Linked DNA regions of Mus musculus: regions 2 and 3 are each linked to region 1. Evidence: chromatin loops called from intact Hi-C (ENCODE). Cell type or tissue: left cerebral cortex. All regions are shown on one strand.

The links. Hi-C counts contacts between places; a loop is a spot of excess contacts. Peaks named below come from ENCODE experiments on the same cell type or tissue, not always from the same donor. Only the 100,000 strongest peaks of a DNase experiment are listed, where the experiment ranks them.
Region 2: it touches region 1 in a loop (9-fold over the local background); 37 of 42 quality-filtered maps call a loop at or near these places.
Region 3: a loop joins it to region 1, with 4 times the contacts of the local background. A loop is called at or near these places in 6 of 42 quality-filtered maps.

Annotation. Positions count from the first base shown.
Region 1 is chr3:108,279,481-108,284,480 of GRCm38, forward strand. It overlaps Psma5 (proteasome subunit alpha 5), which reads left to right. Exons shown (of 9, transcript NM_011967.3): 9 at 255-472. The coding sequence ends at 332. It overlaps Sort1 (sortilin 1), which reads left to right and starts at 4,584. Exons shown (of 20, transcript NM_019972.3): 1 at 4,584-4,960. The coding sequence starts at 4,661. In left cerebral cortex, CTCF peaks have their summits at 701 and 3,056 (motif pointing right); DNase peaks (open chromatin) are centred at 3,085, 4,038, 4,479 and 4,985; H3K4me3 peaks cover 1,380 bases; H3K27ac peaks cover 1,892 bases.
Region 2 is chr3:108,386,653-108,391,652 of GRCm38, forward strand. It overlaps Psrc1 (proline/serine-rich coiled-coil 1), which reads left to right. Exons shown (of 8, transcript NM_019976.3): 6 at 1-84; 7 at 626-743; 8 at 947-1,579. The coding sequence ends at 950. Celsr2 (cadherin, EGF LAG seven-pass G-type receptor 2) reads right to left here. Exons shown (of 34, transcript NM_017392.4): 34 at 4,196-5,000. Among named protein-coding and RNA genes, the nearest start is that of Psrc1, 5.3 kb to the left of the region's middle. In left cerebral cortex, a CTCF peak has its summit at 2,749 (motif pointing right); DNase peaks (open chromatin) are centred at 773 and 2,751; H3K27ac peaks cover 1,707 bases.
Region 3 is chr3:108,353,144-108,358,143 of GRCm38, forward strand. Sort1 (sortilin 1) reads left to right here. Exons shown (of 20, transcript NM_019972.3): 17 at 990-1,098; 18 at 3,088-3,194; 19 at 3,434-3,545; 20 at 4,086-5,000. The coding sequence ends at 4,100. Among named protein-coding and RNA genes, the nearest start is that of Mybphl, 9.3 kb to the right of the region's middle. In left cerebral cortex, no CTCF peak of the experiment used is centred here; DNase peaks (open chromatin) are centred at 2,352, 3,526, 4,101 and 4,583; H3K27ac peaks cover 2,561 bases.

The sequences.
Region 1 (5,000 bases):
ACTTTAAGAAGTAACAATGATGTCAGTTTGACTGTTACATGGTGGATTAACCTTAAAATAGAAAAATTGGTTAATAAGAATTTTTATTTTTGAGTCAGAGTTATTTTAGGGACCTGCTGGCTGTAAAGGATATCCTAGGACAGCAGATCCCTTAGTTCCTAATAAACAGCTGCCTCACTAACACTTCTGACCGAGCTAGGGCCATCGGCAAGGAGCCCAGCCAAGCTTATTAACCCCTTTCTGTTTCTCTGCAGCTAGCCACGGTGCAGCCTGGTCAGAATTTCCACATGTTCACAAAGGAAGAACTGGAGGAGGTGATCAAGGACATTTAAGAAGGAGCCGTCCTCGAACTTCTGTGGGACACTTTCAGTTCTAATTGCCCTTAGACTTTATTTCCAGCTCTTATGTCATGGAAAATATCCAGTATATGTGTGTGTGTTTTTTTATGAAGTCTGTACATAACAGCAATTCTGAAATAAAAAAATTTAAAAATATTTGTTAATAGTCTGTGATCTTATAATTTTAAATGTTTATGTTGGTAGGCAAAGATGATAGTAATTAATGCCCTTCATACCTTTCCTGTGAGCATGACTGTCCTAACTAAACACATTGTGGTGGTTCTCTGCAACTCAGACAGCTGTAGCCTGAGATACTGGACGATTAATTCAGACTAGTCCAGCTCCTCCCAAGTGATTAGTAGATGTTAATACGACTGGAAATCCATTTTAAGTCTTTGAGTGGGTTGGTGTTGTTGGTTAGTTGGTTGGTTGGTTGGTTGGTTAGTTGGTTGGTTGGTTGGTTGGTTGGTTTTTGAGAAAGAGTTTCTCTGTGTAGCCCTAACTATCCTGGAACTAGCTCTGTAGCCTAGGCTGGCCTTGAACTCAGAGATCTGCCTCCCGAATGCTGGGACTAGAGGTGTGCACCAGCACTGCCTGGCCCTTGAGTGTCTCTTAAGGAAACATACACTCTTGCTTCCTTTATATGAGAACACTGCTCATTGACCATCAAAAGACTCCTGGGGCTACTTCTTTGTGTCTTAATGGACAGTCTGGGAAGAGTACCCTTTTTATGAAGTTAAGAGCTGCAAAAAAACTTAGAAAGGGGACTTAAAAAAAAAAAAAAAAAAAAAGAAATGGCCTTGGTTTTGATCTCAGTTGCAATGAGAGTTACATACCTAAGCTGTATAAGAGAATTGTAAAATTCAGAAGGAGTTTCTGTTGGACTTTGGAATGCACTATAAACTGGAGCTGTTCCCATATGGCTGCGACTCATAGTCATTCCATTTGAACCTCCTAACACTCCTAACAGATAAAGAGCTAGGTCATTGGACATAGAAAATTAAGTTGTTGCTGGAGAGATGGCTCAGTGGTTAAGAGCATTTACTGCTCCTCCAGAGGACCCAGGTGTGGTTCTTAGCACCCACATGGCAACTCACCATCATCTATAACTCCAGTGGCAGGGATGCACTCTCTCCTGGCCTCCTCAGACACCAGGCATACACCTGCTATGTAGACATGAAGACAATATCCACAGGAGTTTTAAAAATTAAAAATTGTTTTAAATTAGCAAAAACCTGTTGGGACTTGATCTCAAGATTTTCAAGGTTTCAGATCACCAAGTCTTGAGTAACCAGCAAGTCTCAACAGCAATTTGAGATGTGGTTTGCATTGGCTGAAGCATGGCTAGTCCTCTAGTCAATTGCGGTTCATTTGATGGCTTAGGAATTATTTGCTGGGCTTTGTGTAATCTTTCATTAGGAAATTGTACTCTGATACTAAATAGTAGTAATATGGTAGCTGATTTCATACAAAATTCAGTGTAGTGAAAAGTAGCGTGTGCTGAAACACATTTGAAAACATCAGTTCAGCAAAGGAAGAAGTTTTGCCCACACATACAATGAAAGCAACTTGGGTTTATTTTCAACATTCTGCAGATTTCTACTGATGTTAATCCTGTTATGATGTTAATCCTGTATCATGTGAGATTTAGCCCCTGGAATCTTGTATCAACTTAGTCATTGTCTTACGGTTTCACTGCTGTAAAGAGACACTATGACCAAGGCAACTCTTATAAGGACATTTAATCAGGGTTGACTTATAGGTTCAGAGGTTCGAGCATGGCAGCATCCAGACAGGCATGGTGCAGGAGGCCTTTATCTGAAGGCCACTAGAGAAGACTGACTTCAAGGCAGCTAGGATGAGGTCTTAAAGCCTACACCCACAATGACACACTCCAAGGCCACATCTCCTAACAGTGCCACTCTCTGGCCCAAGCATATTCTAACCACCAGTCATTTAAGAATTTTATTGGGAAGCTGTCATAGCTGTGAAAGGTCATCTGTAGTCTCCCACAGTCTAAGAAAAGTACCTCTAGTGGGAAAAAGAGGCAATCATCTCTAATGTGTATGAGTGAGTGTGTGTGTGTGTGTGTGCGCGCGCGCACGCACATGTACCCAAGTATATATGAGGAGCCTGAGGAGGTCAGAAGAATGCATTGGATCCCCTGGAACTGGAGTTACAGGTGGTTGTGAGCTGCCACGTGGGTGCTGGGATCTAAACCCAGGTATCCTGTAAGCTCTTAACTGCTGAGCCGTTGCTCCAGGTCCAGTACTGCTTTTAACACTATAGATTAATGCAGATGTGGAAAAGAATACGTTGCTTTGAAGAGGTGTGTCACTCAAGAATATACAGAGAAAAAAGCGAAGGGAAAACATAGTGTAGCCCTCCAGCTTACAGTCCCTCCTATTGCTAAGGCAGGATGTCTGTATAACTGAGAACAGTAAGTATCATTATCTGCTATAATTACAATGTGAATAATTCAAAGAGATGGTTACTTTTCTTTAAATGTTGTGTTCAAGAAATGATCTTACATACAAAAAGGTATAGCTTTGTGATAATTACTTCATATTGATATTTTTGCTTGGGAGGCTGGTGAAGGAGGATCAAAGACTCTAAGCCACCCTGGGCTACAAAAAAAGACTCCCCAGTTCAACAAACTGACAAAATCTAAACGTTAATGGAACTAAATAGCTAAAAGATGTATCTGGTAGTTTCTCCAGCAGGTAGCACTGTTGAGTTAGCTTTCTTCTTTCCCCATAGTAAGACAATAGACCATTCATCTTTGTCACCCAAACAAAGAAATATTCCTTTGTAGCCCCCTTTTTCCCCTCCGTAACTGGTCACATGCTACTGTAACTGACTGCCTTGTGATCTAATCCATACTTGACACGAATTAAAAATAAGTTGTGCTTAAAAATAAATAATGTGGCGTTTATATTTCTGGAAAGAAAACACACTCATCAGTTTTTATCTTGTTCAGTGGCTCAGAAACTGGAGGGCTTTTCTGTTGATTTGCCATCCTGTTCCGCTTTCCAGAGCTTCACAGCTCCCTTCTTACTGTGGTTTTGGGGAGAGGAAAAACTCCCGAGTACGTAAATAGTTTTGTTTGTACTATTCCGTGTGCATACTCGGGTAGGCCTGCCGTTTGAGTTTACTGTTAAAGTTAAAAGTAACTTCCAATGGCTTCCACTCTGGTATAACATTTTGCATACTTTGTATCTTTTTATCTGGCTTCCTGAGTTCCGACTGAACAACTTGAAATGTTGGGAAGAGGTGGAGTGAAGTTAAGGATTTAGAACTGGTTTTACCAGCACTGCATGTTCTAAAAGTTGTGTGAGCAGCTTCTGCGGTGTAGGGAACAGTGGGGAGGTTATTTGCTGGAGGTGGGTATTCATTTAGGAGGCATCATATTCAGTGAGGGAATTGGTGTGATGCACTTACTGCAGGGCTAAGGGTGCTTTAGGTAACTAAAATCAGAATGTGACTGTACTAAAATGATAATATATAAAGTGGGCTTTAGGCAATTCTCTTCCCGTATACCTACACTTGGTGGCAAAGCTACCTACATTTCCAAGTCCGCAGAAGCCAAAAAGTACTTTCGCCTCTTGACTACCTCCCTGCAGATGAGGAAGGTGACTGAGGCCAAACATGTTGGAAAGACTTCTGCGGCTTCCATGAGACACGGGTGTAATGATGTTCATCTGCCCCATAGGATTTTCGCATTCACCTTCTTGGCTCCTTCAGCAGACAATGGGCGAGCCAGCGAGCCGGGGTTAAAATCCTAATGTACCAGTTTATGTCGGAGCCCCTTTTCCAACTGAGAGTAGTAGTTCAGGGATTCCCTGGCTTTCCCAGGCGCGGTTTCCACCGAAGGAAATTTTTAGGAGCGTTTGGAGGGGGGTTGGGAGGAGGGTGGAGAAGGCGGCAACGTGACCCAACCCTAACCCGAGGGTCTCCGGAAGCGCCGCCAACCTGCAGGCTGAGCGGGGAGGGGAGAGGGGTAACCCCTAGGCCAACTCCGGGAGCCCAGCCCGCAGACGCCGAGCGACGGTGGAGAATGACCTCAGCCGTCCCTGCCACGTTCCAGCCAATCAGTCCCGCATCTTGGCATCCGAATCCAGGACCCCCGAAGCCGGAGGCGACGCGAGCCAATGAGGAGTGGGCCGGGAAAGAAGGACAGGCGGCCAGCCTATTGGGGAGGAGAGGCCCGGCTGCGCGTATCCAAGCAGCGCGGGGCCGAGCTCGGGGGTGTGGCGCAGCGCCGGCGGGGGTGGGCGGGCGCGCCGGGTGGCAGGTGTCAGCGGCGTCTGCATTCGGCAGCGATGGAGCGGCCCCGGGGAGCTGCGGACGGCCTTTTGCGCTGGCCCCTCGGCCTCCTCCTGCTCCTTCAACTGCTGCCTCCTGCCGCCGTCGGCCAGGACCGGCTGGACGCGCCGCCGCCGCCCGCGCCTCCTCTGCTGCGCTGGGCCGGTCCGGTCGGGGTGAGCTGGGGGCTGCGCGCCGCCGCGCCCGGGGGCCCCGTCCCCCGCGCTGGCCGTTGGCGCCGCGGCGCGCCCGCCGAGGACCAAGACTGCGGCCGCCTCCCGGACTTCATCGCCAAGCTGACCAACAATACGCACCAGGTGAGCGCGCGAGGCCCGGGCGCCCGCCCCGGTTGGGTCG
Region 2 (5,000 bases), 110 kb after region 1:
GGAGTCTACCACCTGGAAAAGGTGCCCTAGCTCCAGATTCTCTCTCAACTCAGAAAGGGCATCCAAGCGCCATAGGGCACAGAGGTAAGATAGAGTGGACAAATGGTCAGGCTTAGCATGGTGGCACATTTCTGTAGTCTCAGCACTCAGAGGGTAGACACCAGAGAATAAGACGCTCAAGGCCAGCCTTAGCTATATAAAACCATGTCTCAGGAGAAAAAGAAAAACAAAATAGAGTCGGGCAGTGGTGGCGCACGCCTTTGATCCCAGCACTTGGGAGGCAGAGGCAGGCAGATTTCTGGGTTCAAGACCAGCCTGGTCTACAGAGTGAGTTCCAGGACAACCATAGCTATTATGGGGAGATCCTGTCTCAAAAACCAAAGAAACAAAACAAAAACAGAGAACCTTAGATAGAAGAATGTCTGCAGTGACACGGCTTGATCTTCCCCCACTACAGCTGTAACTGCTGTTAACACTACTTTCACGTAGTGTTAAGGAGGGAATGCCTTGCTTTCTACGTGGCTCATGGTTTTACCTTGGTCAGGAAACACATACCTTCATCCAGTCTTTCTGATGACGTCAGCTGAGCTTCGTTCTAACTCATCTCTTGTTAATTTCCATCAAGCCTCTGTTTCCCAGAAAACAAACCTTCCAACCACCAGTGCGGCTCGAGGCAGGACCACCAGTGCCGCTCGAGGCAGGGCGCAGCCCCTCAGGAAAGCTGCAGTCCCTGGACCGACTAGGTAAAACTGGTCCCTCTGTTCTCATCACCTGGGCTTCCAAGCTGCGGTGCACACAGCATCCTCGAATTCTGTGTTGAGTGGGGAGGAGAGGGGTGAGGGGTGCTACTCTCCCATCCTGAGGGGGTGTGAGTTTGGCTGGGTACCAGACAGGCTCCGGAGGAAGAAGGTTTTTTTAAAGCACCCCCCCCCCCCTCTTCTTTCAGGTAAGAAGAGCACGTCAGCAAACAAAGACTCAATAGCAAGCCACTACCATCTTAGCCATCAAAGTCTGGACTCTCCTCTGCCAGTGGTCCCTAACTCCAGTAGCTCTGTGCCCAGAGATGGGAGGAAGAGATGCCTCCAGGGCTGACCTCTGAAGTAGAGACTATGGGGGATCGGGTGCCTTGAGCTTGAGGGGACTCAACCCCACCCTACCCTGCCCTGAAAGAAGAAGAGAGGGGCAGAGGTCATCTGCCCGTGGAGAAACTCACAAACAAAATAATAAATGCAGGCAGAGTGACCTATCTGTCTCCTTCCATCTTGTGGTCAGGACTAGAGAGCTTGATCTTCTACCACGGTTCACTGGCCATTCCCATATGAGCGGCCTTAGGAGCCCGCCGGCTCAGTTCTCTATGACATGTCTTCCTGACTGGATACTGGTCTGTTTGGAAAGGCCAGGAGGACAGCTGATGTACAGAACTTGTTTCCTATGAATTCTTTGACTTCTCACAGGTCAATCAGTTATAAGCTTACTCACATCTTCATATTTTTTCTTAAATAAATGAATTAAAAAAATTTTTTTCTGTATATCTGAAAGTAGATTTTAACAGTTTTAAAATAAACGTCTGTGTAATTCTAGTGAGCTCTCAGACATAGGCCCTAGGGATTTGAACCTCCAGCTCCTGCAGCCGTGACTAGTCCCTTGGTGCCGGTCAATTCCAATCAAGTCTCCTTTCTCCTTTCAGTGTTTACAGATAGTCCAGATCAAAGTTGACTGAGGTTTCACCTACAGCGCCTGAGGCTGTTATGGTAGGAACTAAGTCTACTGTTACTCCTTAGACTTAACTATTATTTGACAAGACAATGGAACCCCTTAGGGGATAGAGGCCCTTTGTTGGTGTTGCTTCTGAGGTTGCCTCTACCTCACTTCATTAGGGTTGCCTGTGCTCTCTCTCTGCTCCTCTGCTGGATCCGAGGGCTGGCATCACAATTTAGTAACTCTGACTGTGCCCTTGTGTTATAGCTTGTCTGGTGGAACACTGCAGAATGGACACATGGTAGTGAGTACTCACTGAAAACAGAATAAGGTTTTAACAAGCCCAGCTTAGGATCCGATTTGTAGCCTTTGACTCCTGCAGTCAGAACTAAATCAGTCCTTTATGAAGAAGAAACTTCCCTAAAGGCAACTGAGCATAAAGGAGAAAGGGTGGCCCGCTACTGTGTCCAAAAGTGCTCTTAGGCCTTCAGCGCTCCTCCCCTATCCCCACATCCAGGGGCCCTCCATAGCATTTCCTTATGGCTGTCCGTAAGATTAATTTAATAACACCTATAAATACACGGGGACTATACACAGTGGTGGCTGCCTCTACATTCCAGCCTCTACAGCCACTGAAATTCTCAGAGCTGACACGCGGGAGGGAGCAGATAACACAGATGTCATGGGTTCTGATTTGAAGAAATACGGTACAAGGCAAGAAAGTCTCAGGTGTGTTTCCCAGATTCCAGCCTATCTCCCCTCAAACAGCCTGGCTCAGGGGGAGGTCTTCTGGGTGGGCTATAGTGAGGTCAAGCTTACCAACCAGCCAGTAGCTGAGTCCCCTTGATCTCCTGGGGTCTTCCAGGCTTGCTTGTCCTGGGCCTCCATCCCAGTGAATAAGTCTGCACAGAGCTCAGGAAACAGAAGTTGCTGGCAACTTCTAACTGGCGTCTGCAGTAGCAGCCAAGCCTAAGAACACACACCTCGGCATGGCCAGTAGGTGGCAGGTTTGTTCCGTTTTGGTTGGTTGGTTTTGTTTGGTTTTGGAACCAAGCCCTTGTGGGTGGGGAAGCAAAGCCAGCCACAAGCCCTTGTGTTGCTGCCACCTGGTGGCTGGAGCCGGCAAAGCATTTTCTCTCACTGGGTCAATCTTGAGTTTCTGCCTCCACCCAATAGGGCTCGCTGACTCCAAACCTGCCGAACTCACTTGGTGGTAGTGCTTACCTGCCACAGCTGCCCTTCTTGTTTAGCTACCTGCTTGCCGCCTCCTCCCTGGCTTAGATTTCTAATTTTCTCTCCGTCCTCCACACCTCTTCCACTCCACAAGCAACAACAGGAGAAGCCAGTGTTTATTGGCCTCTTGCTATGCACTGTGAAAAGTTGTAAGCACTTTGCATGTGTTAAGTTATTTAATCCTCCTAAAAGCTCAATTAGGCAGCTGCTGTTACCACTGCCCTCATTTTGTAGACAGAGAACCAAGGCGCAAACAAATCAGGCTGCTGCTTGAGGTTCCAGGGTTGGTTCATTATATCCTCATTTGTTGGATGGAGCTTTCAAAAACAAAAATTAGGACTAGAAGTAGTGTCACCAAATACATACTTATTCCCAGAATGAGTGTATGCTTTATTCCCCCAAGAAAACAGACAGACAGACAGACAGCCCACAATAGCCAGGTGGTGGTGGCACACACCTTTAATCCCAGCACTTGGGAGGCAGAGGCAGACAGATCTCTGAGCTCGAGGCCAGCCTGATCTATTGAATGAGTTCCAGCCAGGGCTATACAGAGAAACCCTTACCAAAAAAAAAAAAAAAAAAAAAAAAAAAAAAAAAAAAAAAAAAGAAAAAGAAAAAGAAAAAGAAAAAGAAAGAAAAGAGAAAAGAAAAAAGCCCCAGAAACTCCCACTCCACTTCTTCCTATCTACCGAATTCTGCCTTAGAAAACGTGTTTGTCTGGGACTCAGGCTGAGAACCGGCCTGATTTGTGTAGCCTCTCCACCCCCTCCATCCTCTCCATCCTCCCCATCCTCCCCAGCCTCCCCAGCCTCTCCATCCTCCCCAGCCTCTCCATTCTCCCCAGCCTCCCCAGCCTCTCCAGCCTCCCCATCCTCCCCAGCCTCTCCATCCTCCCCAGCCTCTCCAGCCTCTCCATCCTCCCCAGCCTCTCCATCCTCCCCAGCCTCTCCATCCTCCCCAGCCTCTCCATCCTCCCCAGCCTCTCCAGCCTCCCCAGCCTCTCCAGCCTCTCCAGCCTCCCCAGCCTCTCCAGCCTCTCCAGCCTCCCCAGCCTCTCTAGCCTCTCCAGCCTCCCCAGTCTCCCCAGCCTCTCTAGCGGTACAAGCTTATATCCTAGGGGAAAACAATATCCACCTATCTTCCTTCTCTCCCTTCCAACCGCCAGACTCAGCGCTCTGTGCTGTTGCGGCTTTAGTCTCTCTGTCCTCAGGATCGTCAAGGTTCTACCTACCCTGTTTCCCACAATCCAGGCCTCAACCCAGGCTGCTTTACAGAAGCCAGCGATGACATGGCTCCTGCACAGAACTAGTTTATTCAGTAGTATGGGGGGGGAAAAAAAAACAAAAACAAAAACAAAACTCTACCATATTTACAGCGACAATCAAACTGTACAATCTGATGGTTAGTATCAAGTTAGCATCCAGCATCTTTGTATTTTTTTTTAAGTCAAGTCATCAGTAGTTAAAAAAAAATATATCCAGTTAAATTTTTAACCCTTTACAGGAATTGCTGAGGGGAAGAGGGCAGAGGGCAGGTGAGAATCCATGGCAGAAAAGCCAGCGGCCAGCCTTCCAAATGAGAGACAGGGACATCTTTCCTGCCTCCTCGAGCCTTTATTCTACACCTGCTCTAGAAGGGAAGTCAGTGACAAGTCTGGAATACATGCTCAGAGGAGAGGGGGACTCAAATGAACGGTGGTTGCAAAAACCCGAGGAGAGCAAATGGAGCGAGAGGAAGGATGGTAGGCCCCAAATCCAGGGCTGCCAGGGACTCACCCAGCCTGCAATGGGCACATGAGACCCCCTGGGGACCAGACACAAACCCATCCCAACACACACACACACACACACAAAAAAAAAACCCAAATAAATAAAAAATATATTAACTCTCTCTTCGCAGGGAGCTGGGGTCAAGTAGGGGGACAATGGGGACCAAGGACCTGGTTCTTTGAAGAAGAGAGCCAATTCCAGGAAGGGGTTAAAAATAGAACATGTCTCAGAGGCCACAGCAGGTCAGACAAAAAAAAATGGCATTTGTCTGATTTGGCGGGGAGGGGGTGAGTGGACAGC
Region 3 (5,000 bases), 74 kb after region 1:
TAAATTATCTTCTTTCCACCCCTTCTTCATTTCCTTTTTCTCCTCTTCTCTATTTTTATGTGTGGTGTGTGTTTGTGTGTGGGGTGTGTGTGTGTGTGGTATGCATATATGTGGTATGTATGTATAGTATGTATGTATATAGTGTGTTTATATGTTGTGTGTGTGTAGTATATGTATGTAATGTTCTTGTACCTTAATATAGACATTTACATGTGTGTGATGTTTATATGTGGTGTGTGTGGTATAGATATATAATGTGGGGTGTGTATGTATGTATGTAGTATGTGTATGTATAGTATGTGTGATGCTTCTTGCACATTAATACAGATATCTATCATGTGTATGTTATGTGTGTAGTATGTGGGAGGGTGTGTGTATGGTGTGTGTGTGATGCTTCTGGCACATTAACTAACATAGTTTTTTATCATGTATATGTATATGATGTATAGTAAATGTTGTTTGTGTGTGGTATATATGTGTTGCTTCTTGCATAGTAAGACATTGTGTATGTGTGATGTGTGGTGTATGCATGTTTGTATGTTGTATGTGTGTGTGTGGTGTGTATATGTGGTGATGTGTGTGTGGTATTTATGTGTGAGTTGCTTCTTGCACACTAACTAATACAGACATTTATCATATCTTATCTACTGCTTGGCTTAGCCTTGGAGTTGCTCTTTGGCTTCTCTGCTGCTGTGTGGAGATCCTGGTTTGCTCACAGGCATCTCCTAGTCTTCGTTATCAACAGCCGGCCTCTGCCTGACATTACTGCTGCTTCCAATTTGTCCTTTTGGGATTTTGGGAAACTTTCATAAACTTGCTTCTTTGAGGCTCTGTATACTTCACAGCCTATGAGACAGGATGGCTGGAACTCCTGCAAAGCAGTGGTCGGGTGCACCCCAGACAAGAACCCCTGGCTACTGTCTCTGTGCCTTCCTCCAGACACCAACACAGTCACTGTCAGCCTCTGACCAAGCTCTTCTGCCTTTCAGGTACCGGAAAATCCCAGGAGACAAATGCCAAGGTGGGATGAATCCCGCCAGAGAAGTAAAAGACTTGAAAAAGAAATGCACAAGCAACTTCTTGAACCCCACAAAGCAGGTATGTTGAAAACAAACCTAGGTTCTGGGTGTAGGCGGGATTTCACATTCTGTCAGGAAGAACCAAAGTTACACTTAGGAATCAATACAGGATGGCCACAGTGTCCTGCAGAGCTTTGCAGGGGAAGCTGTCAGGATGCAGGACCCATCACATGCCACACCCCAGTGACAGGCTCATCCTGCTAAGAACTGGTCTGTGTTTGGGAGAAAATGGTATTATGTAAAGTTATAAAAGTTTTAGCAGCATGGAGTTAAAGAGTTTCTGAGGCCCAGAGTCATTCAGAAGAAAAGATTTAAGAGTTGTGCTCAGTGAGTGACAGAGTAGGGCACTGTGGCTCAGTAGGTAGAGCATTTGCCTAGCATACGTAAGGCCCTGGCTTCAATCCTTAGTAACACGTGGGCAACCATGTACACCTGCAACTCAAACACTTGGGAGCTGAGGCAGGAGGATCAGAACATGGCTACACAGCTAGTTTAAAGTCAGCCTGGGACACATGAGACACCATCTCCAAAACAAACAATTGGGGAGAGAGAGATGACTCGGCATTCTGTCCCTGCACAGGACCCCAGTGTGGATTAGAGCATCCATGCCAGGCCACTCACAACTGCAGCTCCCAAGGATGTAACACTGTCTTCTGGATACTGTGGGCACTGCACTCGAAGGTGCACACGCACTCATGCACACTTGACACACACACAACTTACAAACAAAAATAAATATTTAAAAACAAAAGAACTTCTAGAAAAATATAACAGAAGAATAAGACCATAAAGGGCCATGGACTGGAGATTCGCACACACGCAGGAGAGCCCTGCACTGTAGGTAGTGACTTTTGTGCTGATGCATGCCAAGTGTGCTAGAACAAAAGCTGAGCTATGATCATAATGGACCGTCTCACGTCAAATCATAGGAAGAGTGGTGCCCATCTGTCTGGTGGAGCTCTACAGATGAGGTAACTGTTAGGGAGACCTCCTCATTAAGCATCGCAGGGCCAGCAATGACTTGGGAGATAACCTGAGGGCCCATCTTCCTAATGCCTGACAGTCCCAGCACCTCATCCCTGCTGTTCAAAGGGAGGAGACACTGACAGGGGAGGGACCCTGAAGGCAATGAGGGAAGAGTGTGTGGGTGTGTGTATTGGTAAGGGGAGGCAGTTCCCCCTTCTCTGCACCCCTGCCCTGGACTGCTGGTGGCTGTCCTCAGAGTGTTTGTGTGTGTATGATTGCACAGGACTCCCGCCCACAGGGACACAGCTTGTCCCAGAATCCAGCTCCGCCTCCTCTTGGATACACTGAAAACACACACTTCCTATCTCCTACCCAGAAGCAGGTAGGTTACACGAAAACAATGATCTGATAAGGCTTATCTGTAAAAACATGCCAAAAGGTAGTAACAACTGAGATCTTCGTGTCATATAGTGGCCTTCCTGGAACAGCATCGGCACACGTCTTCAAAGAGGGTAGTCTAGTAATAGACCCATTCAACACCCCATTCTCTCAGCCTCCTCCTGCTCCACCCATAACCTCTAGGAGTTGTAAATGAGGGACAGGGAACAGGTGACCAAAGCGATCTTCTAGGCATGTCCAACCTGTCGCCCCAGGCCTACATACAACCAAGAATAGCTATAAAGGCGGACTGACACAAATTTGTACACTTATTTAAAACATGAATTCTTCATGCGATTTTTTTTCCCGTAACTCAATTGAGCAGTTCTCAAGCATGAACTTTATAGATGACAGCATCACGTTGCAATGTGAAAAGGTTGGACATGCCTGCTTTGAGGCAGTGGCCAAGGCTTCCACTGTGACTTTGACATTGAAGGCCCTGCACTACAGCTTCCAGGCTGGTGTTCAGATTCCCCTATGCTGGTGTGCTAGCCCCGTCATCTGGGGGGTGGAGATGTACCCTGGCTAAGTGTGTTGGACCATATGAGCGCAACCATAGACTCTGCACGCCTAACTCCTGTTCTGTTTGTTTTAATTTATCAAGAATTCCAAGTCAAATTCTGTCCCTATTATCCTGGCCATCGTGGGACTGATGCTTGTCACAGTCGTAGCAGGAGTCCTCATTGTGAAGAAATATGTCTGTGGCGGAAGGTAAGAAGTGCGGAAGTGGGTCAGAGCTACCAAATCCAAACCAAAAGCCACCCCAGCCCATGTGGTCCAGTTTTCTTGGCGGACACTAAGGAGTTAATGATAACCCTGAAGATCAGGTCTAAATTGTGTATTGTCTATCTGCATGCAGTGCGGCCATGAGTGTGGAAAACTGAGGAAATTCCATACTATAACAAATGCTCCCTCTTCAGCTCGGGAACTAAGCAGGGTCCCCTCTACAGGTTCCTGGTGCACCGGTACTCGGTGCTACAGCAGCACGCAGAGGCTGACGGCGTAGAGGCTTTGGATTCAACCTCCCACGCTAAAAGCGGATATCACGACGACTCAGATGAGGTGAGGCGCTTTCTTCTTGAGGAATTATCCAAATTTTTTAAGTCTTTTTATTTTTTAATCTGTTTGTTTTTTGAGACAGGGTTTGTCTAACCTTGGCTGTCTTAGGACGAGCTCTAGGTCTAGTAGATCAAGCTGCCCTCGAACTCACCAAGGCCTGTGTCTGCCTCTCAAGTGCTGGGAATAAAGTCTTAAAAAGAGTTCCTTTTATACTTCTGATCAAGACAGTCTCCAGAAAGATGGCGCAGGGATTAAAAGTACTTGCCACTCTGGCAACCCAGGTTTCATTCTCTGCGAAGACATGATGGCTCACCACTCACTAGAACTCTGGTTCCAGGGAATCCAATGCCCTCTTCTGGCCTCCCATACATATATAATGAAAATAAGTAAATCTATTTTAAGTTAAAAAAAAATACACCTGGGACCAAGTTATGCATGAGCCCAAAGCAGCACTGGAGTGACAAGAGGCGCAGAGCAAGCAGGTGATTGCTTTCAAACTAGCTTCCTAACTTGTCAATAACGCGCACGTGTCTTTCTTTTCAGGACCTCCTGGAATAGCTCTTCAGAGGAGCTGGGACTGCGTGTGCGTGGAGCCACAGTACCTCCTACACTCCCTGAGGCTCCGACTTGGGGAAATAAATTTCCCACCTCGTCGGCCCCAGCTCTGTTTCTGCCACTCCTGTCCAAGCCCAAAGGACCTACACTAAAGAAAGCAGGATGGGGGTGGGGGACCCCGACTGACCTCACAGTTGGCTCTGAGGAGAGGGGGGAAATTTTAAATTCTTTAACATTTTTGTTTCAATTTCTGTCTTTTGTAAGACTGTGGGCTTTAGGCTTCTCTTGGTTTGTTTTGTGCATTAAGGGACATAACTTGGGACTCAAAGGGATTGTTTCGCTGACCCCGCTCTTGTGTGTTCCCTCTGGTGCCCACCCCAGGGCATCTGCCAACTCCAGCATCAACTCAACTCCCACCGCATACCTGGTGCTGTCCCTGGGCTCTGCTGGTCATGTGAGGCAGCCTCGGAGAAGGAAGCAGAGGGTGTAATGACTGGCACACCTGGACAGCTTTTCTCCATCCGCAGACAGCCCTGTTCAGAGAGTACCGAGCACCAGCCCTGTGCGGCTTCCTCATCCCCACCTCACCCCCAACCACTACTGTAGGGCACAATGACTTTTCTTTTCCCGTTTAATTAGGCAATACCCTTGTTAATTGCCCGTTGGCAACTAACTTAATCATGTGCTTCCAACACACTAAATAGGGAAAACTTACAGGGCAATATTTTTAACTTGTGGCAAGAGGGAGGCAGAGAATTGACTAGCTCTGACACCTATTAAAGACAAAACTGGCTGCTTCTGAGCTCTTTCAGGCTGTACTTTGTGCTGTGCCAGTGGCTCTGCCCAGGCTCCGCCATCCCTTTACTGGAGTTCATTGGTCAGTGCACAGTGCAGCCACAGGAC